Regions from separate parts of the Homo sapiens genome. Here region 2 is linked to region 1. A link is a loop called in an ENCODE intact Hi-C map of the cell type or tissue named here. Cell type or tissue: K562. All regions are shown on one strand. Each heading gives the region's core, and the rest is flanking DNA. Links, peaks and the distances in the headings are about the cores only.

Region 1 (6,032 bases), core at 1,634-4,133:
TGGGGCCCAGCACAGAGCTGGCCCAGAGCGCTGGTGGGCCAGGGCCGCGTCTGGGTCTCTAGGCAGGCGTGGTGGTGAGTGTGGCTGCGTGTGCCGAGTGACCGTAAAAGAGAACAGACCAGTGGGTGGTGTGTGCCGGGCCCCAGCCCCGGGTGAGCGTGTGTGAAGTGTGGGCTTGCATGTCAGCAGGCAGGGCCCTGTCTGCAGGGAGCAGGGCCAGCCCTGGCAAGCCCGAGTGTGAGAGGAGGTGTCGGGCCTTGGCCTGGGCGGGGAGGGGAGTGTGGGGGCAGCCAGGACTGGAGGGGAGGAGGAGGGAAATCAGCTGCCCGTGCTCCGAAGCCCTCCCTTCCCTAGGTTGCCCCCTCTTTGGTATCCCTGCAAGGCTGGCTCACTTGAGCCTGTCCAGGGACCCCCGACAGCCCCCACAAGCACCCTTCACACCAGACGGGTGTCCCCCAGGGCAAGCTCCCAAGACTCCTCCGGAGCTCTCCCTCCCTTGGGGGCCCAGCACAGCACCCCTGCCCTGCACTAATGAGGCCACAAGGCCAACCCCCAGGGCTGGGGGAAGAATCACTCCCTTGTCTCAACAGCTCCCCACACACCCCTTCCTGGGCCTCCCCTCCTGGCCGCCAAGTCCTGCAGGCCAGTGTGGGAAGGACCTGCCAGCACCCAACCCACAACCCATCAAACACCAATCCTGGTCTCTGGAGGAGTTGGGGCTTGGTGTACCCAAGGGGAGCCCTCTTCCCCTCCTCTCATGAGCCTCTCTGAAGGGATGGCAGGGACAGTGTCACTGTGTGCCCTCCTGGGGTGGGGAAGGGCCAGCCAGCCTTGGCCTCACGGGACATGGTTCAGCTGCCCAGGCTTCAAGGCTGCTCCCACCTGATGCTGGGCCCAAGGAGCAGCCCAAGGAGAGGGCAAGAAGGAGGGGTCTCCAGCACCTACTACATGTTCAGGCACTGGCCAGTACCTGGTACCGGGGCCAGCTAAGCCCCTGGCCCTCTCTCCCATGACCTGAGACTTCATATCAACCTTCCTGGGGTGTCCTGTCCAGGCTGCCCTGATGCCCAGACCAACCTGACTTCTCTTTATAAAGCCACTGGGGCTGAGGGAGTTGGTCACAGTCATTTGACTTTAGCCCCAAGGAACCCATATCAGTGGCTCTGGTCCTGGAGGTGGCTCAACTGCCACCTCCAGGCCCCTTCCCTGGCACTGACACCTGCACTGTATGCCCACCCCCCCACCCAGGACAACTCCAAAGGGAGGGGGAGGGAAGAGAAGCCCCTTCAGGGTGACCACATCACAGCCTCCACCATTGCTTAGCTGTGCCCGGCTGTGGGGGAGGGACTTGGAGAGAGTTAATGGAGTGGCTGAATCAGTGACATTTGGCGCCCTGGACAGTGTCCATAAATCCCCAAAATGAGCAGGTTGAGGGCAAGCGCTGTGTGACACCAGCCTGCCGGAGAACGTGGGTGCTGGCTGGCAGAGCCCTTTGGATCAAGGCTGGAGAGTGGGCAGTGGAGACCCCTCCCTTTCTAGCCCCCACTGCTGGCCCCTCGAGACTTCCTAACCTTCTCTCCGAGTCTCACTATCCCCTCACTCTTGCTTCCAGGGGGACCCCAGCCAGGGGATCTCTCCCACCTTCCCCTCACTCTGCAGCAACCCCCCATAATCAGGAACCCCCAAATCCCGGTTTCTCCCCTCCTAGCCCCAGATCCAGGTCACAAGTGTTAACAAGTGTCAGATGCCTCCGCTTGGGTCCCCTCAACATGTGTCTCTCCCACAAACGCCAGGGTCTAAGGGTCCGCCTGTCTGCAGGGGAAGGAGGCAGCTCAGAGGAGTGGTGGACGAGGAAGTTTGGGGTGGTCTCAGGGGCCTCAAGGGCACTGGGTGGGGCGTACTCACCCGCGGCTCACAATGAGACGCAGCGACTCGAGGTTGCCATGGTAGGCAGCCCAGAGAGTGGGGGTCATGCCATCCTCGTCGGGGGCATTCAGCTCCTTTCGGGTGGCCTCCTTGAGGAGCTCCAGGTAGCCATCCCGGGCTGCCCGGTGGTACTGGTCGTTCATGGCGCCCGAAGTGGACGGGGCGGGCGGGGGACACGGAGAAAGGCCCCCCGCAGGGGAGGGCGGCGGTATTAGGGCTGAGGCATGAGGTTGGAGGACGGGGCCGGGCAGGGGCCGGGGCCGCCAGCCCCCGCTGCCGCAGACGGAGGGTGCGGAGCGCCAGAGCCGCGACTACCAAGACATCTGAAACGCTCACCCGGGGGCGGGGGCGGAGGGGGCGGGGGACGAAATCTCCCGCTGTCCAGGGAGCCGCCCCCGGTCTTCCCCTGGGTCCTAAACACCCTGCATGCACCTCAATACACGAGGGTGACCCACGCAAGGCCCTGTCCTCCTCTTCAAAAGTGCCCACCCCGGGGCCGCGCACTGTGACGCCCAGTCCGGGGACAGTCAGAGATCTGTCCTCACTAGAGCCTGGGGCGCTGTGGCTCCGTATTTCTCCACCTGTCAGTGGAACGAACCGAGAGCTGGGGAGGGGTGCCGGAGGGCGGGGTGGGGGAGCCGTCCTGAGCCCCAGGACAGTGGACCTAAGAAGGGGCACCGTGACCGACCGCGGTTCGGTCAGCGAGTGGGACGGGCCAGGCCGCCGCCGCCTGAACGGAGTCCCTCGACCGCACTCCAGCAGGGGGCGCTGGAGGACTGGCAGCGGCTCCGCGTGCCGCGTGGAACTTCGCACCCAAGCCCCGGAGTCCAACGGAGCGCGGGCCGGCGGCGGGGGCGGGCAGGGCGGTGGGATAGAGGAAAGGGGAGCTTGGATCACTGCGAGGACCGTGGGGGAGAGGGGAACTGGGGTTGCCATCCCAGGCAGGAGCACAGGAGCACAGGATTCAGGGTGCGCCGCGGCTGGAGGGCGTCAGGGTGCCCGCAGGCTTTTTGGACGTCTCTTGAGCTTAGCTCTCGGGGCTCTGGGCGCCTGGAATGCTGCGCGCCAGGGCGCGGTGGGCACCAGGGGCGGGGTGCCCTCTAGGTGCCGCAGTGCGGGGCCGCGCCCGAGCCTGGCCGCACCGGGGTGACGGAGTGGGGTCGCCTCTCAAAGGGTAAATATGAATCTTGCCTTATCTGGCTCCAGCGGGCTCTTCCCTAAATTCACCTTGGAGAAAGATGGATCATGTGAGCGGGACTGAGAGCTTTATGGAGCCAAACTCCCGCAGCTGTAAATCACCCTGTCCTCCTGGGTATAAAGCGCCTGTCCATCTCGGCGTGGGAGAGAGGAGACGCTCGCCGTCCCCTGACCCCCAGCTCAGCGCCGGCTCCAAGCCCAGCCAGGTGGGTGCCCCGGGCCGGAGGGCAGTCGGACTTGGGGAGTGGGGACCTTGGAGGGGTCCAACCGGGTGCTGCCGCTTCTCCTTTCTTCCCATCCAGCGAGAGGGGCAGGTTCCGCATTTTCTCTTCCCCTTTCCCAGCGCTTCCTCCAGCACCCGAAGCCCCAACCCTGCGGGTCAGGAACTCCCTAGTCCCCAAGTCTAGGGATGAGATGGGGGAAGGAGAGCCGTCAGGGTTGACCTGGAGTTTTGTCCGCTCCTCCCCTACAGTGATCCCTCTAGCCTTCTCCAGTCGCCTCCGCCATGTCCGAGGAGCTGGCCCAGGGCCCCAAGGAGAGCCCCCCGGCGCCGCGTGCGGGCCCCAGGGAGGTGTGGAAGAAGGGTGGCCGCCTGCTGTCGGTGCTGCTGGCGGTGAACGTGCTGCTCCTCGCCTGCACGCTCATCAGCGGCGGAGCCTTCAACAAGGTGGCCGTGTACGACACCGACGTGTTCGCGCTGCTCACTGCGATGATGCTGCTGGCAACGCTCTGGATCCTCTTCTACCTCCTCCGAACCGTGCGCTGCCCCTGCGCGGTACCCTACCGGGACGCGCACGCTGGCCCCATCTGGCTCCGAGGTGCCAGGGGAGGTGGGGGCGAGGTAGGGTGGGCACAACAGGGAGCTGCAGGCTAGGGCTCTCGCAGGAGTTGCAGAGTGCAGATTGACATACGAGGGCGAGAGGCTCCCTAGGGAGGACCAGGAGGACCGGAGGGTGAAGTGGGCTGCAGTTAGGGAAAAAGAGGAAGGTAAGGGGTCCTGGGGGAGGGATGAATAGAGGGATGGAAGGGGACCTCTTTGCCCCCGGTCTGAAGATTAGAGAAGGCTGGCTGAGGGAGGGCCTTTGATGGAGAGCAGGAACCAGAAGATGGCAGCCACTGAAAGAGCTCAGCCAGGGCCCTTTGCGGTATCCACACAGCCCCAAAGAGAGGGGGGCTTGGTAGCAGGTCCATCCATCCACCCACTCAGTCATACACTCACCCTTCCATCCACCCATTCACCTTTCAGTCTGTCTATCCACCTATCCACCTGTCCTCCCACCCTCCCCATTGATCCATCCAACAGTGCACTCACTCACCCATCCACCCACCCATCTAGCCTCCCATCCTCAGGGCCTGTCCTCAGCTCGGCAGGCCTTCTCTCCTGCCTCTTTGATCCACCACCACCACCCACCCACCCCTGGTTTCCAGGTGGGCTGGTGCTGTTTGGAATCTGCACCCTCATCATGGATGTCTTCAAGACCGGCTACTACTCCAGTTTCTTTGAGTGCCAGTCAGCCATCAAGATCCTGCACCCCCTCATCCAGGCTGTGTTTGTCATCATCCAGGTGGGTGGAGGAGTGTCGCTGTGTGGAAGAAAGGAGCTAACACTTGGCCATTGGGAAGGACCCAACAAGGGGTCGGAGACCTGAGCTCCATCCGCCTCGTATCCTGAGCTATTAAGTAAACCAGGGACAGGGCTGTAGAGAGCATCACAGGAGTCCATCAATGTGGAAACGCCTCATAATGAAGTAACATCCCAACGTGAGCTCCCACTTGGAGCTCTGCAATGTTATTTCAACCTAAGCAGTGCCAGTAGTTAACACCTAGGAGGTGTGAGTTGTGCCAGCCAGCCCTGTCTCCTAGAACCTGGCCTGCCCTTCTTGGGTGCCCGTAGGGGGCTTCTGTGTCAGCCCAGGCTCCTGCCAGCTTGGTCCCTCTGTGCTGTATTTGTTTGGAAAGTAGGGTAGCCTGTAACTGGGATTTCTCAAACATTCACTTTGTAGTTGTTGTTGCATAAACAATACTTTGAAAGATCTTCTGATTGAGCTGAGACAGGACTGGGCTTAGATGGGATCAGAACAGCCCCCAGCCCTCTATCATGACCAAAATGGCACCATGGATGATGCCCTCCCCAGAAACATCACTCCTGCTGCCCAGGTTTTCACAGTTCAGCACACATGTGGCTGTGGCATTTATGTAGTTTTAGTCTTTCGTATTTTATGGGTTTGAAGAATACTCAGGTAAAATGAAAATATAGATATCCCCACATCACCAAATGCCATAGCAGGGATTCACAGGCAGCCAGATGGTAGCAAGGCCTGGTACGGTGACAGAGGAAGAGGATGAGCAGGGGATGTTGTCAAATGAAGGTGAGAAGTCCACAGAGACTCCTTCCACCCTGAGCAAGACCTAACCTGAGGCTGGCCTTGCTCCCAGAAAAAAAAAAAAACTAGATAGTCAAAAATCTACTTGACCCCCATCTCCACACAAAGTAAACCCCACCACGAGCAGGGTTTTACATGTGACGTTTTGCAAACCTTTAAAGAATGGAGAACCACTATTTTATACAAACTGTGTCAGAATAGAAAAAGACAGTGCTCCCCACCTAATTTTTTTTTCTTTTTTCTTTTCTTTTCCTTTTTTTTTTTTCGAGATGGAGTCTCACTCTATCGCCCAGGCTGGAGTGCAGTGGCACGATCTCGGCTGCAACCTCTGCCTCCTGGGTTCAAGCGATTCTCCTGCCTCAGCCTCCCAAGTAGCTGGGATTACAGGTGCATGCCACCATGCCCAGATAATTTTTTGTGCGTTTTTAGTACAGATGGGGTTTAATAGAGATGGGGTTTTACCATGTTGGCCAGGCTGGTCTCAAGCTCTTGACCTCAAGTGATCCACCTGCCTCAGCCTCCCAA
Region 2 (6,032 bases), core at 1,888-4,387, 83 kb after region 1:
GGGGCATGTCCATCCTGCGGGAGGTGGACGAGCAGTACCACGCGCTGCTGGAGAAGTACGAGGAGCTGCTGAGCAAGTGCCGGCAGCACGGGGCCGGAGTGCGGCACGCCGGCGTGCAGACCTCGCGCCCCATCTCCCGGGACAGCTCGTGGAGGGACCTGCGCGGGGGTGAGGAGGGCCAGGGTGAGGTCAAGGCAGGAGAGAAGAGCCTGAGCCAGCACGTGGAGGCCGTGGACAAGCGGCTGGAACAGAGCCAGCCCGAGTACAAGGCGCTCTTCAAAGAGATCTTCTCCAGGATCCAGAAGACCAAGGCTGACATCAACGCCACCAAAGTCAAGACGCACAGCAGCAAGTGACCCTTCTCCGGCCTGCAGCCTCCCCCAGGGTGGAAGCCGTGGGGTCCCTCAGGCCTGGGCGGTGCAGCTTCCAGAGAGCGAGCGCCCTTTAGCGGCCTGCCACCACAGCACGCGGCCTCCTGATCCGGAAGCACGCAGCATGTTCCCTGCTGAGCGGAGGCAGCCCACCTGTCCTGCCTCCCAGGAGCCCTTGGCCACCTCGCGCCAGCCCAAAGGCGCAGCTCTGAGTTCAAAGCCAAATGTCCCCACTACCCCAGGGATCCCCCAGCTCCCCCAGCCCCTGGCTTCCTGACCCTGCGCCTCACCCTCAGACTGGTGACCAGGCTTCTGAAAGCCATTCTGGATCAGTTGGCTTTTTTTTTTTTTTTGGTTAAGTTTGTTTTTTCTAAGAGATTTGCAATGCAAGGTCTCCTTGACCCCTTGCCACAACTGGAAACACTTGAAAGGGGACCCCAGGGCCAGCTGTTTCAGGGGTTTCCTGGACCACCCACTGCTTCTCCCCAACCCTGATGCGCTGACATTCCCTTAGCACCAGCTGTCCCACCTCCAGGGTCCTGACCAGGTCAGAGATGTCCCCTGCCATGCAGAGCAGGAAGCCTCAGCTGGGCCTGGAGTGTCCCTGCTCCAGCCCTGCCAGGGACAGGTTTCTCCCTGGATACTCTTGGCCCACCGCAGATCTGTAGCCAGTCAGAGGAGGAGGAGAAGGAGCCCCTCAGCAGAGTGGTGCAGTTTCGCTCAGAGCTTGTCTCCTTGGCTTCCAACCCCAGAAATGCCTGCTGGGCCTTAAGCTTTCCAGGGGCCGGGGCAGTGGGGAGCCCCCATCCCTTCACACCGCCACCAACTAACCAAGCTTGGCCTCTGACTCCCGTCTCTGTGCTTGCCCCCATCTCAGGGACCATGATGTCTCAGTCACTCCACGCTCCCCACAGGCCAACCCTGGCACAGGTCATGTCTGCAGCCCCCAGAATGTTCTGGACATGCACCACCAGCCGGTGGTCCCAATGTCCACCCCTGCCTCCCCTTCACTGGGGACTGGGGTTTTCGCCCCATGCTGCATCGTGTTGTATTGGGATGGGGCTGAGGAACATGCTCCCTCCCTCCCTCCCATAAAATGCCTGCTCTTCACCTCCCACCTTTGTGGGGGGCTTTTGAGGACCCAGCTGCGTCAGGAGTTTTGCTTCAAGATGTCAGAAAGTCAAGTTCAGCTAAGAGACACCCAGGTCCCCAGCTTGCCCTGAGCAGCCCTTCAGGGCTTCTGGTTCCTTCTGCCGCCCTTCCTGAGACCTTAGAAACCAGAAGAGCCATACAGTCAGTGGAAGGCGGGGGGGCCCTGGCCTCTGCACCGGGATCCCAGTGGGAACCTTCATGCCTTATTTATTTCTAATGGGTAAAGGGGTTTTCTTACCAAGCATCCCTGACCTCCTGGAGACACCACCTGCTTTCCGGGCGGCACTGTGATGGGAGCTGGTGGCGACTGAGTCCTTCTGTACGTGCAACTGGGAAACTTTTGTCCTTTGAGGCTAGGCAGCTCCCTGCCCTCCGTGTGTGTCTGTTATCTGGGGGAGAGGAGTGTGGAAGGGTTGGGGGAAGAGCTCCAGCCTGTCTGCTCCCCAGCTCTGTAGTGGCAGACCAGCGTCACCTTTGAAGTATACGTGAGAGAAATATATTTACAAATGCTTTATTCTCTTCTTTAATAAAAAATGCACCAGTATTCTAAAAGCAAAAATGGCCCATCTCTGTGCATCTCACACACCTGCCTCGCGTCACGCCCAGCCATGGGAGAGGGTAACATCCTGTGTCCCACTTCCCTGAGACTGAACAGCTCCAAATAGCAGGCTCTGGCAGAAGTTTCTATATTTATTGAGGGCCAGCTAGGGATACATGGTGAACAAGCCAGCAGGGCCCCTCTTCCCTTGGAGTTTATATTCTGGTGTGGGGAGATCCACCCAAAATAAACAAACAAAAGATACGGCATGATGGAAAAATCGGGGCAAGAGGGTAGTGCTACCTCAGCTAGAGCACGTGGGCCCAACAGGGTGAACCAAGTTAAAAAAAAAAAAAAAATCGGCCTGGCGCGGTGGCTCATGCCTGTAATCCCAGCCCTTTGGAAGGCCAAAGTGGATTGCTAGAGCCCAGAAGTTTGAGACCAGCCTGGGCAACATAGCAAGACCCCCTTTCTACAAAACATTTTTTGAAAATTAGCAGAGCATGGTGGTGTGCATTTGTAGTCCCAGCTACTCAGGAGGCTGAGGTGGGAGGATCACGAGCCTGGGAGGTCAAAGCTGAAGTGAACTATGATCATACCACTGCACTCCAGCCTGGGCAACAGAGCGAGACCCTGTCTCAAAAAATCATATCTAGATATATAAATACAGCACATGAAGAGATATACAGTGTTACTAAAATTCCTGGGGGAGCAATTCGGAGAAAATGTCTAAATAGGCTCTTTGAGGTAGGAAGGGGGAGCGATCATGGAAAAAAAAGATTGAGAAATGCTAAGCGAGGGTGGTCAGGGCACCTCTGGAGAGGTGATGATGAAGCTGAAACCAGAAGGCTGAGGAGGAACCAACGGGAAGATAAGTGGAGGCCCAGGGAGCAGCTGGGGCAGTGGGGGGTGGCCAGAACAGAGGGTGGAGGCCAGGCTCCTAAGAGCCCGGAAGGTTCAGGGGAGCTCGGGCCTCCTAAGTGCAATGAGACGCCACGGCAGGAAGTCCAGGGCCAGACTGATGCCCTGAAGGACCATGAGGGATGGGGAAGTTGACCTGCCCTTGGTGAGCCACCCATTGATGACACAGGACAGTCACAGGAATGACAAGAGGGCCATCTCCTGGTGTTTTTCAAGCTGATAAACCCCATATCTCTCTTCCATATACATGAAAAACCTCACCACTCCCATTCTTCCTCAGATATCTGTCTCCTCCCCATGTTATACAGAGGACGGTACATAGAGGGGTTCATCTTCTGGAGGGGTCCCCATCACCAAGATTACACCAGCCTCCCTCTTGTTCTGGAAGTGCCGTCAATCCGTTGGGTTTTCTGTTTTCCTCAATGCAAAATGATAGGCCGGGCGAGGTGGCTCATGCCTGTAATCCCAGCACTTTGGGGGGCTGAGGCAGGCAGATCATGTGACATCAAGAGTTCGAGACCAGCCTGGCCAACATGGTAAAACCCTGTCTCTACTAAAAATACAAAAATCCTAGCTACTTAGGAGGTTGAGGTGGGAGGATCACTTGAACCGGGAAGAAGAGGTTGCAGTGAGCCGAGATCGCACCACTGCCCTCCAACCTGGGTGACAGAGCAAGACTCCGTCAAAAAAAAAAAAAAAGCAAAATGATAGCGGTTTTTCAAACTTCCCATGCTCCACTCAGCCCTCTCCAGATTTAGTAATGTCCATCCTGAACTTAAGAATTGCTGTCCAAGAAAAAATTAGCCAGGCATGGCGGTGGCCGCCTTTAGTCCCAGCTACTCGGGAGGCTGAGGCAGGAGAATGGTGTGAACCTGGGAGGCGGAGCTTGCAGTGAGCTTAGATCGCGCCACTGCACTCCAGCCTGGGCGACAGAGTGAGACTCCGTCTCAAAAAAGAATTGCTGTCCAAGCTCAGATACTGGAAGCCTAGAAACAGGACTGTGGATCCTGATCAAAGGGGGCACCTCTAGGGTATCTTCCTTCGCCTCACACTGCCAACGCTACCCACCCCTTCTCGCACCAGCAGCCTGGGTGGACCTTTCCGATGGGGGACTTCCAAAACCAGAGAGGAAAATGCTCCTGAATCTTTGAGGGGTTTCTTGCTAGCTTCACTCTCTCGTCTCCAGACAAAAAAAGGCAGCTCTGTGGACTCCAGTTCCACCAGCCCACACAACCTGAGTCTGTGGAAAAGCTTCCAAAGTCTTCTAAGGGAGGTAGACTCAGGGGCCAGCTGGAACTGGGGGGAAATGCAGGCTTCTCCCCAAAACTCCTTCCCCAAATGTCCTGATGGGGAACAACTTCCCTTGAACTCAGGAGGGGAGGAAAGTGTGGTGTGGGGCTGGGCATGGTGGCTCATGCCTGTAATCCCAGCAATTTGGGAGGCGGAGGCAGGAGGATCACTTGAGCCCAGGAGTTGGAGACCAGCCTGGCCAACATGGCAAAACCCCATCTCTACTAAAAACACAAAAATTAGCCAGGCATGATGGTGTGTACCTGTAATCCCAGCTACTCCGGAGGCTGAGGTACAAGAGTTGCTTGAACTCAGGAGGCTGAGGTTACAGTGAGCCTAGACCACACCACTGCACTCCAGCCTGGCGACAGAGTGAGACTCAGTCTCAAAAAAAAAAAAAAAAAAGTGTGGTGTGGCAAGCCCAAGGCTGGGCCCCAAACTGCTGTGCTTAGTACATCAACTGAACAGCATGGGGCTTTTACAAGGGCAGCGTGCAAGTGGCTGTTGGGTTTTCCCATCCTGTTGTCACCTGTCGTCACCAGGATGGGGAGCAGGTGGTGGTGACCACATGGAGCAGTCACACCTGAGAGACGAAGGAAGCCGTGGCGTGAATCCAGCCACCCTTTTCTCCCTCAGCCTTTTTTTTTTTTTTTTTAGACAGGGTCTTGCTCTGTTGCCCAGGTTGGAGTGCAGTGGCACAACTGTAGCTTACTCGGCCTCCAGCTCCTGGGCTAAAGTGATCCTCTCTCTTCAGCCTCTCCAGTAGCTGGGACTATGCTGGCTAATTTTTTTTTTTTTAATTTTTTGTAGGGACCAGGTCTTGCTATATTGTCCAGGCTGGTCTTGAACTCCTGGGCTCAAATGATCCTCCCACATTGGCCTCCCAAAGTGCCGGGATTACAGGAGTAAGCCACCATGCCTGGCCTCCCTCAGCTTTCTAAACCGCCCTCTGGATGCATTTCTTTCCCTTCTTCCCTCCTTTCTTTCCCTTCTTCCCTCCTGATCACCACTTTGTCCTTGCTCTGTGGACAGATACTCCCTGCTGCAGGGAGCTCCTCCCCGCCCCCCGGCCCCTGCCCCATTCTCTCCTCCCCTGAACTGGCACCCTTCTCCTCTCCCAGGGCCAAACCCACCACCCCACTTAGGGAGGGCAGCTAGCCAAACAGACCTGCCTCTGCCCTCCCTGGGGATCCTGAGCTGAGAGCTGGGGGGTGGCCTCAGTTTTAGGGGACCAGGCAGATAAGGGGTAGCAATGAAGGAAGTACTTTCCAGGGAGAGGTGGGCAGCTCTGTGCTGCCCATCCCCTCAGGGAAGAAGGAAAGAGGGTTGGAATACAGCTCGTCAGACTGGATTTCCCACTCCAGGGCTACAGAGGAAAAAAGACAACAGTAATCAGGTGTCTGAAAGAAAAGTGTCCCTTAAGGAACCTGCATGCACATAGCATCCCTTAGCAGCAGCTAATTTTTGTTGCCTGCTGACTTCATGCCAAGCACTGTGTTAAGTGTTTTATATGTGTTTACTATCCTCAGGAACTTTATGAGATGACTATAAAATCTCCATTTTACTGATGAGGATACAAAAACTTAGAGGTCAGGTTAGTAATTCAAGGTCACATAGAAATATTCAAACTCGGCTGGGCATAGTGGCTCATGCTTATTATCCCAGCACTTTGGGAGGCCAAGGTAAGTGGATTGCTTGAGCCCAGGAGTTCAAGACCAGCCTGGGCTGGTAGAGACAAGAAACCTTGTCTCTACAAAAAT

The links. Peaks named below come from ENCODE experiments on the same cell type or tissue, not always from the same donor. Only the 100,000 strongest peaks of a DNase experiment are listed, where the experiment ranks them.
Region 2: a loop joins it to region 1, with 2.8 times the contacts of the local background. A loop is called at or near these places in 2 of 110 quality-filtered maps.

Annotation. Positions count from the first base shown.
Region 1 is chr17:74,921,005-74,927,036 of GRCh38, forward strand. It overlaps USH1G (USH1 protein network component sans), which reads right to left and starts at 2,251. Exons shown (of 3, transcript NM_173477.5): 1 at 1,906-2,251. The coding sequence starts at 2,069. OTOP2 (otopetrin 2) reads left to right here and starts at 3,269. Exons shown (of 7, transcript NM_178160.3): 1 at 3,269-3,329; 2 at 3,596-3,941; 3 at 4,552-4,688. The coding sequence starts at 3,629. RefSeq lists a silencer at 3,205-3,388. In K562, for the core only: a CTCF peak has its summit at 2,687 (motif pointing right); DNase peaks (open chromatin) are centred at 2,317, 2,697 and 3,628; H3K4me3 peaks cover 1,620 bases; H3K27me3 peaks cover 1,261 bases.
Region 2 is chr17:75,003,719-75,009,750 of GRCh38, forward strand. It overlaps CDR2L (cerebellar degeneration related protein 2 like), which reads left to right. Exons shown (of 5, transcript NM_014603.3): 5 at 1-2,082. The coding sequence ends at 356. Among named protein-coding and RNA genes, the nearest start is that of MRPL58, 5.9 kb to the right of the region's middle. In K562, for the core only: a CTCF peak has its summit at 3,182 (motif pointing left); a DNase peak (open chromatin) is centred at 3,153.